Regions from separate parts of the Homo sapiens genome. Here region 2 is linked to region 1. A link is an interaction called in ENCODE POLR2A ChIA-PET data of the cell type or tissue named here. Cell type or tissue: GM12878. All regions are shown on one strand.

Region 1 (5,000 bases):
CACCATGTTGGCCAGGATGGCCTCGATCTCTTGACCTCGTGATCTGCCCGCGTCGGCCTCCCAAAGTGCTGGGATTACAGGCGTGAGCCTCTGTGCCTGGCCAGTTCAGTTTTTTTTAAACTTTTTTTCTCTCTGTTGTTCAGATTGGATAATTTCTGTTACTGAATTTTATTTCTATGATTTTAAAATTTCAGTTACAGCCATGCGTTAACAATGAGGTTACATTCTGAGAAATGCATTGTTGGGTGATTTCATCACTGTGTAAACATCTTAGAGCACACTTATACAAACCTAGGTGGTATAGACTTCTACACACCTATACTACATGATATATAGCCTACCGATCCTGGGCTACAAGCCAGTACAGCATGCTACTGTACTGTAGTTGATTATAACACAATGGTAAGTATTTGTGTATCTAGACATATCTAAACATAGAAAAGGTACAGTAAAAAATATGATATAAAGATTTTTTAGCTTCAGGAAATAAACAATTGGAGATTTTCATTTAAAAAATTTTTTTAAATGGTACAATTTGTAAAGGGCTCTTAACGTTAATGGAGCTTGCAGGACTAGAAGTTGCTCTGGTTGTCACTAAGTGGTAAGTAAATGTGAAAACTTAGGACATTACATTACTGTAGACTTTATAAATGCTGTACATTTAGGCTACACTAAATTTATTTAAAAATTAAGTAATTGTGCTATGTCACAATGACTATGATGTCACTAGGTGATAGGAATTTTTCAGCTCTATTATAATCTTACAGGATCCTCACTGTATATGCAGTCCGTTGTTGATGGAAACATGGTTATACAGCACGTAACTGCATTTTTCAGTTCTAAAATTTTCATTTTATTCTTCATATCTGTTTCTTTGCTGAGACTTTCCATTTTTCTGTTTGTCTCAAGACCATTCAGAATTGCTTATTGGAACATTTGTATTATAGCTGCTTTAAATTCTTTGTCAGATGATTTTAACATTTGCATCATTTTAATGCTAGCTAGCATCTCATCTTTTCTCGTGTGAGTTGAAATCTTCCTGCTTTTTCTTTTTTTTTTTTTTTTTTTTTTTGAGACGGAGTCTCACTCTATCGCCCATGCTAGAGTGCAGTGGTGTGACCTCGGCTCACTGCAGCCTCTGCCTCCTGGGTTCAAGCAATTCTCCTGTCTCAGCCTCCCGAGTAGCTGGGACTGGCGCCACCACGCCCAGCTATTTTTGTGTGTTTGTGTATTTTTAGTAGAGATGGGGTTTTGCCATGTTGGCCAGGCTGCTCTCAAACGCCTGACTGCAGGTGATCCACCCACCTCGGCCTCCCAAAGTGCTGAGATTACAGGCGTGAGCCACCACGCCCAGCCCCTCTTCCTGCTTTTTCTTATGCTGAGTAATCTGGGGTTGCATCTGGACATTTTGGGTTTTTTTGTTTTCTTGTTTTTGTTTTTCGAGATGGAGTCTCACTCTGTCACCCAGGCTGGAGTGCAGTGGTGCAATCTCAGCTCACTGCAACCTCGGCCTCCCAGGTTCAAGAGATTCTCATGTCTCAGCCTCCCGAGTAGCTGGGATTACAGGTGTGCACCACCACACCTGGCTAATTATTTTGTATTTTTAGTAGAGACAGGGTTTCGCCATGTTGGCCAGGCTGGTCTCGAACTCCTGACCTCAGGTGATCCACCCACCTTGGCCTCCCAAAGTGTTGGGATTACAGGCATGAGCCGCCACAACTGGCTGCATCTGGACATTTTGAATAGTGTATTATTAAAATACACTATTTGAGACTGTGGATCTTATTTAAATCCTATGAAGGATGTTGATATTTTTTAGCAGACAGTTGACCTGGTTAGGTTCAAGCTGAAGTTCCAAACCACTGCCTGTGCATTGTGGTTTTAACATTAGTTCATTTTCCTTTGCGGTAGTATTCAGATCTGTCCTGTGTGTGCACGCCACCTAGTGGTCAATCTGTGACCTTGGTAGTGATCTGTGCTACTTAGGATCAAGGCCATACATGTGTAGTCCAGGAGTGAGCCCTGTAGTTCATAAAAATGTATTGGGTTGCTTTCCTGGGGCTCTCCCAGCTAGTTTTTCCCCCTGAGGCTTCTCTTTTCAGTTATTTGGCCAAAAGCTGAAGGTTTAGTTACCCCCACTCTGTCTTGCACTACCCTGACTATTCCTACACCCAGGGCCAGGTGACAGGAGGGTAATGCAAAAGCAACAGGGGTCTACTCCGCCCTCCTGAGACCAGAGCGCCCCTGCTCAGAAAAGGAGGCTCCTCTGGCCAGGCGCGGTGGCTCACGCCTGTAATCCCAGCACTTTGGGAGGCCGAGGTGGGCGGATCATGAGGTCAGATCAAGACCATCCTGGCTAACACAGTGAAACCCCATCTCTACTAAAAATACAAAAAAAAAAAAAAAAATAGCCACGCGTGGTGGCGGGCGCCTATAGTCCCAGCTCCTCGGGAGGCTGAGGCAGGAGAATGGTGTGAACCCGGGAGGTGGAGCTTGTAGTGAGCCGAGATCACGCCAATGCACTCCAGCCTGGGCGACAGAGCGAGACTCCGTCTCAAAAAAAAAAAAAAAAAAAAAAAGGAAAGAAGGCTCCCCTTTCTGAGAGCCTTAGCTCTTGCCTGCTGTCACTGCAGCCTCTCCCACCACTGCCAGTGGCTTGCTTGGGAGCCAGGACAAGGAAGAACAGGAATTAGGAGTTCCCCTTTCCACTCTTCAAACTGGTACTAGAGAGCTTCTGGAATTCACACACTCTCGCACTCACACTTCACCTCAGCCCTTAGTTCTTAGGTTTTAGTCAGCGCTGCATTCAGGCCAGAGCTTGCTAGAGGGGGGATAATGATAATTCTGGTCATCTTCAGTTTGCCTGCTACTTTTTACTTTTCCAGAGTCCTTGTATGCCACATGTATTATGTCCAGGTTTTGTATTGAATTCAGTGGGAAAGACACAGTAGATTGAGCTTATTATAACCAACTTACCTAGAATTGGAACTCTCAGTGAAGGATTTAAGCAGGGGAATAGCATGGTCTGAGTTGCATTTTATTTTATTTTATTTTTTTATCTTTAAGAGTTTTTGTTTTGTTTTTTTTTTTTTTTTTGAGATAGGGCCTCACTCTGTTGCCCAGGCTGGAGTGCAGTGGTGCAAACATGGCTCACTGCAGACTCAACCTCCAGGGCTCAAGCAGTCCTCCTGCCTCAGCCTCCTAAGTAGCTGGAACTACAGGTGCACACTACCATCCCCAGCTAATTTTTAAATTTTTTGTAGCAGTGGGGGCTCACTGTGTTGCCCAGGCTGGCCTCAAACTCCTAGGCTCCAGGGATCCTCCCACCTTAGCCTTCCAAAATGATGGGATTACAGGCATGAGCCACCACCTCTGGCCTACAGCACTTTTTAATAATATTTTAAAATAAAAATTGTGCTTAGTGTAGCAAATCACATAACATAGAAACGCATAAAGTAAAAAGTCAGTTCAGACTGGGCACAGTGGCTCATGCCTGTAATCCCAGCACTTTGGGAGGCCAAGGTGGGCAGATCACCTGAGGTCAGGAGTTCAAGACCAGCCTGGCCAACATGGTGAAACTTCATATCTACTAAAAATACAAAAAATTAGCTGGGCGTGGTGGTGCACACCCGTAATCCCAGCTACACTGGAGTCTGAGGCAGGAGAATCGCTTGAACTCAGGAGGCAGAGGTTGCAGTGAACCGAGATGGTGCCACTGCACTCTAGCCTGGGCGACAGAGTGAGACTTCATCACACACAAAAAAAGCCAATTCAACACTACTCCCACAAAATTCCCCAGAATAACTATCTTTTACTTGCTTGGTATGCATTTTCTACTTGTAAGCAACACAATATTTATTTTTTACAAAAAATGAGATTACATCATATTGATCTACATTTTTGTCCTCTCAGTACATATAGATAGACCCCCTTCTTTCTCTTTTTTTTTTGAGACAGAGTCTCGCTCTGTCGCCCAGGCTGGAGTGCAGTGGCGCAATCTCCACTCACTGCAAGCTCCACCTCCCGGGTTCACGCCATTCTCCTGCCTCAGCCTCCCAAGTAGCTGGGACTACAGGCACCCGCCACCACGTCCAGCTAATTTTTTTGTAGTTTTAGTAGAGACGGGGTTTCACCGTGTTAGCCAGGATGGTCTCGATCTCCTGACCTTGTGATCCGCCCACCTCAGCCTCCCAAAGTGCTGGGGTTACAGGCATGAGCCACCACACCTGGCCTGACCCCCTTCTTTCTAATGGCTGCAGAGTATTCCACTGTACAGATGTACTAAGCTTGAATAATGCTTTATTGATATACATTTAAATTTTTCTGTTTTGTTTTTGCCATTACAAAGTGTGATATAAATATTCCTTACTTTTTTTTCCTAATAGAAACCCTTTATCAAATTAATATCTTCTCCTATTTTAAGCTAAGAGCTTTTTTTTTTTTTTTTTTTTTTTTTGAGATGGAGTTTCATTCTTGTTGCCCAGGCTGGAGTGCAATGGCACAATCTCGGCTCACCGCAACCTCCGCCTCCCGGGTTCAAGCAATTCTCCTGCCTCAGCCTCCTGAGTAGCTGGGATTACAGGCATGCGCCACCACACCCAGCTAACTTTAAATTTTTAGTAGAAACAGGGTTTCTCCATGTTGGTCAGGCTGGTCTCGAACTCCTGACCTCAAGTGATCCGCCCGCCTCAGCCTCCCAAAGTGCTGGGATTATAGGCGTGAGCCACCGCACCCGTCCAAGAGCTTCGTTTTAAAAAAAATCAGGAATAGATTTTAATTTTACTATAAATTAAAGCATATTTGCAGGTGGGTGCAGTGGCCCATGCCTGTAATCCCAGCACTTTTGGAAGTCGAGGCAAATGCATCAGTTGAGGCCAGGAGTTTGAGACCAGCCTGATCAACATGGCAAAACTTCATCTCAACTAAAAATGCAAAAATTAGCCAGGTGTGGTGGTGCACGCCTGTAATCCCAGCTACTCGAGAGGCTGAGGCACGAGAAT
Region 2 (5,000 bases), 240 kb before region 1:
TCAGTACAATGTTAGACAGATGTTGTAGCAGATTTTTTTAAATTTTTTTTTTTGAGACGGAGTCTTGCTCTGTCACCCAGGCTGGAGTGCAGTGGCGCCATCTCGCTTCACTGCAAGCTCCACATCCCAGGTTCACGCCATTCTCCTGCCTCAGCCTCCCGAGTAGCTGGGACTACAGGTGCCCGCCATCACGCCCAGCTAATTTTTTTGTATTTTTAGTAGAGACGGGGTTTCACCGTGTTAGCCAGGATGGTTTTGATCTCCTGACCTCGTGATCCGCCCGCCTCGGCCTCCCAAAGTGCTGGGATTACAGGCGTGAGCCACCGCGCCTGGCCAACTAGCAGTCCCAGTGTTGGCTGCCGCCCCTCCCGCAAGAAGCTCAGATGGCTTAGACAGCAGGCAGCCACAGCTGTGGTGATGGCTGCCCCTCTGCCCGGGAATGCAACAGGCTTAGATAGATTCTAGCTGTTGAGAATTTGTGCGGCTCCGTGGTTGGGATCCTAGGCCATGGTAGTATGGGGTCACAAGTGGGATATTCTGATCTGTGGGTTGCACAGTTCCATGGAAAAAGCATGGCTTCCCAGGTTGCGTAGCACGCTCACTCACGGCCTCTCTTGGCTGGGGGCTCACCTCCCCCATGTAGCTTTCAGGTGGGCCACCTCACCACACTGCTATTCCTTCCTCTCCGTGGGTCACACCAGCCACCTAGTCAATCCTGATGATAGAACTTGGATAACCTCAGTTGCCAGTGCAAGATTTGGATGCTGTTTTGGTTCTTTTAGATGGGAGCCTTTGATTGCCACTGCTTCTAGTCAGTCATCTTGGCCACACCCCCAGTATTTTATTTATACCTTATAACAACTCTATTGCATGGACATTATTAGCTGACTGGTAAGGATACCTGGGTAACAGAGCTCCTTTTGATTTGACAATCTTTACTTCAGAGAGTCACTGGACCAGGCTATATTAGCTTGGGAAGGCTGAGAATGATGAATAAGGCTATGTTTATGTCCAAGTATATTGTACTGAGCTGGACACCAACTTTAGTTTTATCATAAATCGTATAGTCCCAAAAGTAATGGTGTGCAACTGACCCAAATGAGGGCATCCCAATATTTATTCAGGCTACCTAACATGCAGGGCAAGTCCACCCTTATTAACAGAGGGGGATAGTTGGGTGTCTAGAAAGTCTAATGTGATCCTCTCTCAAAGTTATCATTTGCAACTGTGGGTCTATTGTTGGGAATTTTATAACTCCTTTGGAGAGCAGCATTGACCTCTCTGCTGTATATTTTTACCACTCTGACTTCCTTCTGTACTTTTTCAATTAGTAAACCTTGTTTGATTTGCCCAAACTAAGGTCCGTGTTTGTTCCTTGAATCAATCTGCATTCTCCAGAGAAACAGAACCAATAGAACGTATATGCATGTATATATCCCTATATGTCTCTATGTATCTATGTATCTATCTGTCTATCTATCTATCTATCTATCTAGATTTACTATAAAGAATTGGCTCAGCTGGGTGCAGTGGCTCACACCTATAATCCCAGCACTTTGGGAGGCCAAGGCGGGTGGATCACGAGATCAGGAGATTGAGACCATCCTGGCTGACACAGTGAAACCCCATCTCTATTAAAAATACAAAAAAAAATTAGCTGGGCGTGGTGGCGGGTGCCTGTAGTCCCAGCTACTCGGGAGGCTGAGACAGGAGAATGACATGAACCCGGGAGGTGGAGCTTTCAGTGAGCCGAGATCGCGCCACTGCACTCCAGCCTGGGAGACAAAGCGAGACTCTGTCTCAAAAAAAAAAAAAAAAAAAAGAATTGGTTCATAATATGATTATGGAGGCTGAGAAGTCCAGACGCAAGAGGCTGATGGTATAGTTAAATTTTGAGACGAAAGGCCTGAGAACCAGGAAAGCTGATGCTGTAAGTTCCATTTCAAGTCTAACTCTGAAAACCAGGAGAGTCAATGGTGTAAGTTCCAGTCTGAGTCCATGTCTAAAGGCAGGAGAAGACCAATGTCCCAGCTTGAAGACAGTCAGAGACACAAAAAAATTCTTTCTTACTCATCCTTTTATTTTATTTAAGTTTTCATCAGGTTGGATGAGAGCTCAGTCTCCTGATTCAAATGTTACTATCATCCAGAAATGACATATTCAGAAAAAACATTTAACCAAATACCTGGGCATCTTTGTTGCCCGGTCAACTTGACTTACAAAATTAACTATCATATAGTTACCCTACTATTGACATTTACCAATTCAGTGGTTACCTATAGCTAACTGCTTTAGACCAGTGCTGGACCACCTTGAAGCTGGAGCTGGCGTCAGTGCCTGCCTAAACCACATAGCAGTTCTACAGTGGACCAGGGCTGAAATTGATGCTGAGGGAGGAGATCACAATGTCTACTCATTTTCATTATCTTTTCAACTTCTAATGGATATTTCCTTTGCTGTGGCAGAGATCATTATTGTCTTCCTTTAGCAAATGAGAGAACTGAGATCACACTTTTACATTTGGAATTATTTATCAGTCTAAAAGAGATTATTTGTTCACATAAAGAGCATTTGGAGGTGTGAGAAATGTAACTGAAGCCAGCATGCCATAAGAAAGTGGTTTGATCTGTGCCTCATGGAGACTCAGGGCTTCCCCAAGGTATCTGAGAGCTGAGATGGACAAGGAGTGGGTGAGGTTATGGATTCCCACCCTGCTTCAATCACGGTGCTTCTTTCTGAGATGTTTCATATATATTGCAGTTATGCATGCAGAATTCCATTTAGATCTAAGCTGTCACCACACAGGTTGAAAACCACTACTCCATCCTAGCTCTACGATCTTAAAAACAAAAATCCCTTCCTTTTTTTAGTGCTCATTTCCCTTTACTTGTAAAATGAAGGTGTTGAACTACGAGTTCTTGAAGGTTCCTTCCATCTTTGACAGTTCATGATTTTGTGACTTTTACCATTGCCAAGGTGGAACTTATTAATTTCATGAAAACTGACTAAATGACTATCTCAGAAGTTATTAACTCAGCACAGCTTCCTCATCTTAGTGAGTTTTCAGCTGGCTAATGCCACCTGACAGTCAGAAAATGCCAACATTGCGGGTGTGGGGTGGAGTTAACAGTGTGAGATTTGCTAAGTGTTTCTACGCAATCATTGTGAAAGCAATCACATTTCCAGAGTGAGAAAGGTCAGTGCCATCTAGCTGCCAAACTTCACCACACTAAGGGGACATGAAGGGGACTGCCACCCGCAGAACACAAATCAGGCTAAAAAATGAATACCTTTTGCAGTTGCAGTCAAATAGCAACAAATGTCAAATGATATTACTTTGGGAGATTGTTAAGCCCCCTTCTCAGTGCACAGCAGTGTATAAATCCCCTCATCTCATTTGATTAATCTGAGAGACTATAGAATATGTTACTAGGACAGAAAACATGACTGCAATGTGATAGTCTAGTATTACTGAGCATGAAAATTCCTTTAAGTCCTGATCTTTTTTTCTAGTTCCACACTGTTTGAAAGTGGGGGAACATTGATCTTAGTGAATGAGTGTCCTATATAAATCAATGTTAGTGAGTATATATATAAGTGAAAAATATGATTTGTTTATACAGTGAACCAGAACCCCCCCTTCTACAGCATCAGAACTCTTTCTTTTACTCTCTCTTTTACAACCTGTAACTTGGCAGGAAGGAGATATAATACTAGCCATGTTTATCTCTAGCTGGTAAGATTACAAGTGATTTTTAACATTCTGTTATATCTTATACTTTTTTATAGTGGGCACATATTATAACAAGAATTACCTTTATTCATGTAAAAGTGATCCCTTTCCCCAGAAAGATCCCTGAGAATACTTTTTCTCCCATCCTAAAATGGAGGAATGTACCTGAAATGCCATGTGAAATAGATTAACTGAGCCCTGCCTAGGAAACATGCCGCTTCTTCTTTTTCAAGACCTGCAGTCATTGTGGCCTGACAAGCAGTAAGAAATGTGATAATAAAGAGGATGAGCCACTGCAGGGCTGGATTTCATTTCTAGCTTAATTAAATCCTAGAAACACACCTGAACTCTAGCTTTGATGAGCTGCTGCCAAAGCCAGGTGCCCTCATCAACTCGGGCTCACCCTGCAGTGATTGTGGGAAGCCAGCCTGAAAGGAGAGGGTAGAGGGAAGCAGAAGCCAATGGAGATGAAACAGTGGAGTCAGGAAGCAATATTTCAGAGAGAGCGATTTTATCTGGTAGACTATCTGTTTGCCCTTCTGCTTAAAAGGTAAACAGCAACGCTAACCTACAAATATACTGAATTGAAACTCCTCCAATGGCACCCCACTGCCCTGCCACCTGTCCCCTTCCACCACCTCCTCTCCAGCTCCCTGCCCCCACCAGTTGTGGTAAATTGGGTACAAAGTGCACTTGGTTGGCACAAGTCCTGACTGGCCCATCAGTAGGCGTGGGCTGATTGGCGCCTCCTGCATTTACAAACTCCTAGTTGCTCTAGTCCCTCAGCTGCTGCTGACACCTGATGGTGCTACCTGGGGTCTCTTTGTTTCATATCCCAGAGACCAGAAATTCTCTTGAAATGTAAAGAAGAAAAAAAATCCTTGCCATGATTTATTGAACCCAGAATTATACAAGGAACTTAAAACTACATCACCTTGTTTTCACAGCCACTTGTGATGTATTATCAGGGTTTTACAGGTGAGGAAATGCAGCTCCAGAAGAGCTTCTTAGGTAACTGGCTTATATCCAAGAGCTTGACACAAGGATCTGGGTTTATGGGATTTTTTGAGGGGGTGCTATCAAAAGAAACCTCCAGGGAGGCATGGGGTGGGAGAGAAAAGGGGAAGGGTGAGCAGGGGTTTGGTCTCTGATATGGTTTGACTGTGTCCCCATCCAAATCTCATCTTGAATTATAATTCCCATCATCCCCACGTGTCAGAGGCAGGACCAGGTGGAGGTCATTGGATCATGGGCGTGGTTTCTCCCA

What was found. Peaks named below come from ENCODE experiments on the same cell type or tissue, not always from the same donor. Only the 100,000 strongest peaks of a DNase experiment are listed, where the experiment ranks them.
Region 2: POLR2A ChIA-PET joins it to region 1 with 8 read pairs; 3 of 35 experiments call an interaction of 5 or more read pairs at or near these places.

Annotation. Positions count from the first base shown.
Region 1 is chr15:44,575,599-44,580,598 of GRCh38, reverse strand. The region is part of intron 30 of SPG11 (SPG11 vesicle trafficking associated, spatacsin); the gene reads left to right. Among named protein-coding and RNA genes, the nearest start is that of EIF3J, 41 kb to the right of the region's middle. In GM12878, a CTCF peak has its summit at 1,951 (motif pointing left); a DNase peak (open chromatin) is centred at 1,908.
Region 2 is chr15:44,811,578-44,816,577 of GRCh38, reverse strand. No RefSeq gene overlaps it. Among named protein-coding and RNA genes, the nearest start is that of TRIM69, 78 kb to the right of the region's middle. In GM12878, no CTCF peak of the experiment used is centred here; a DNase peak (open chromatin) is centred at 3,124.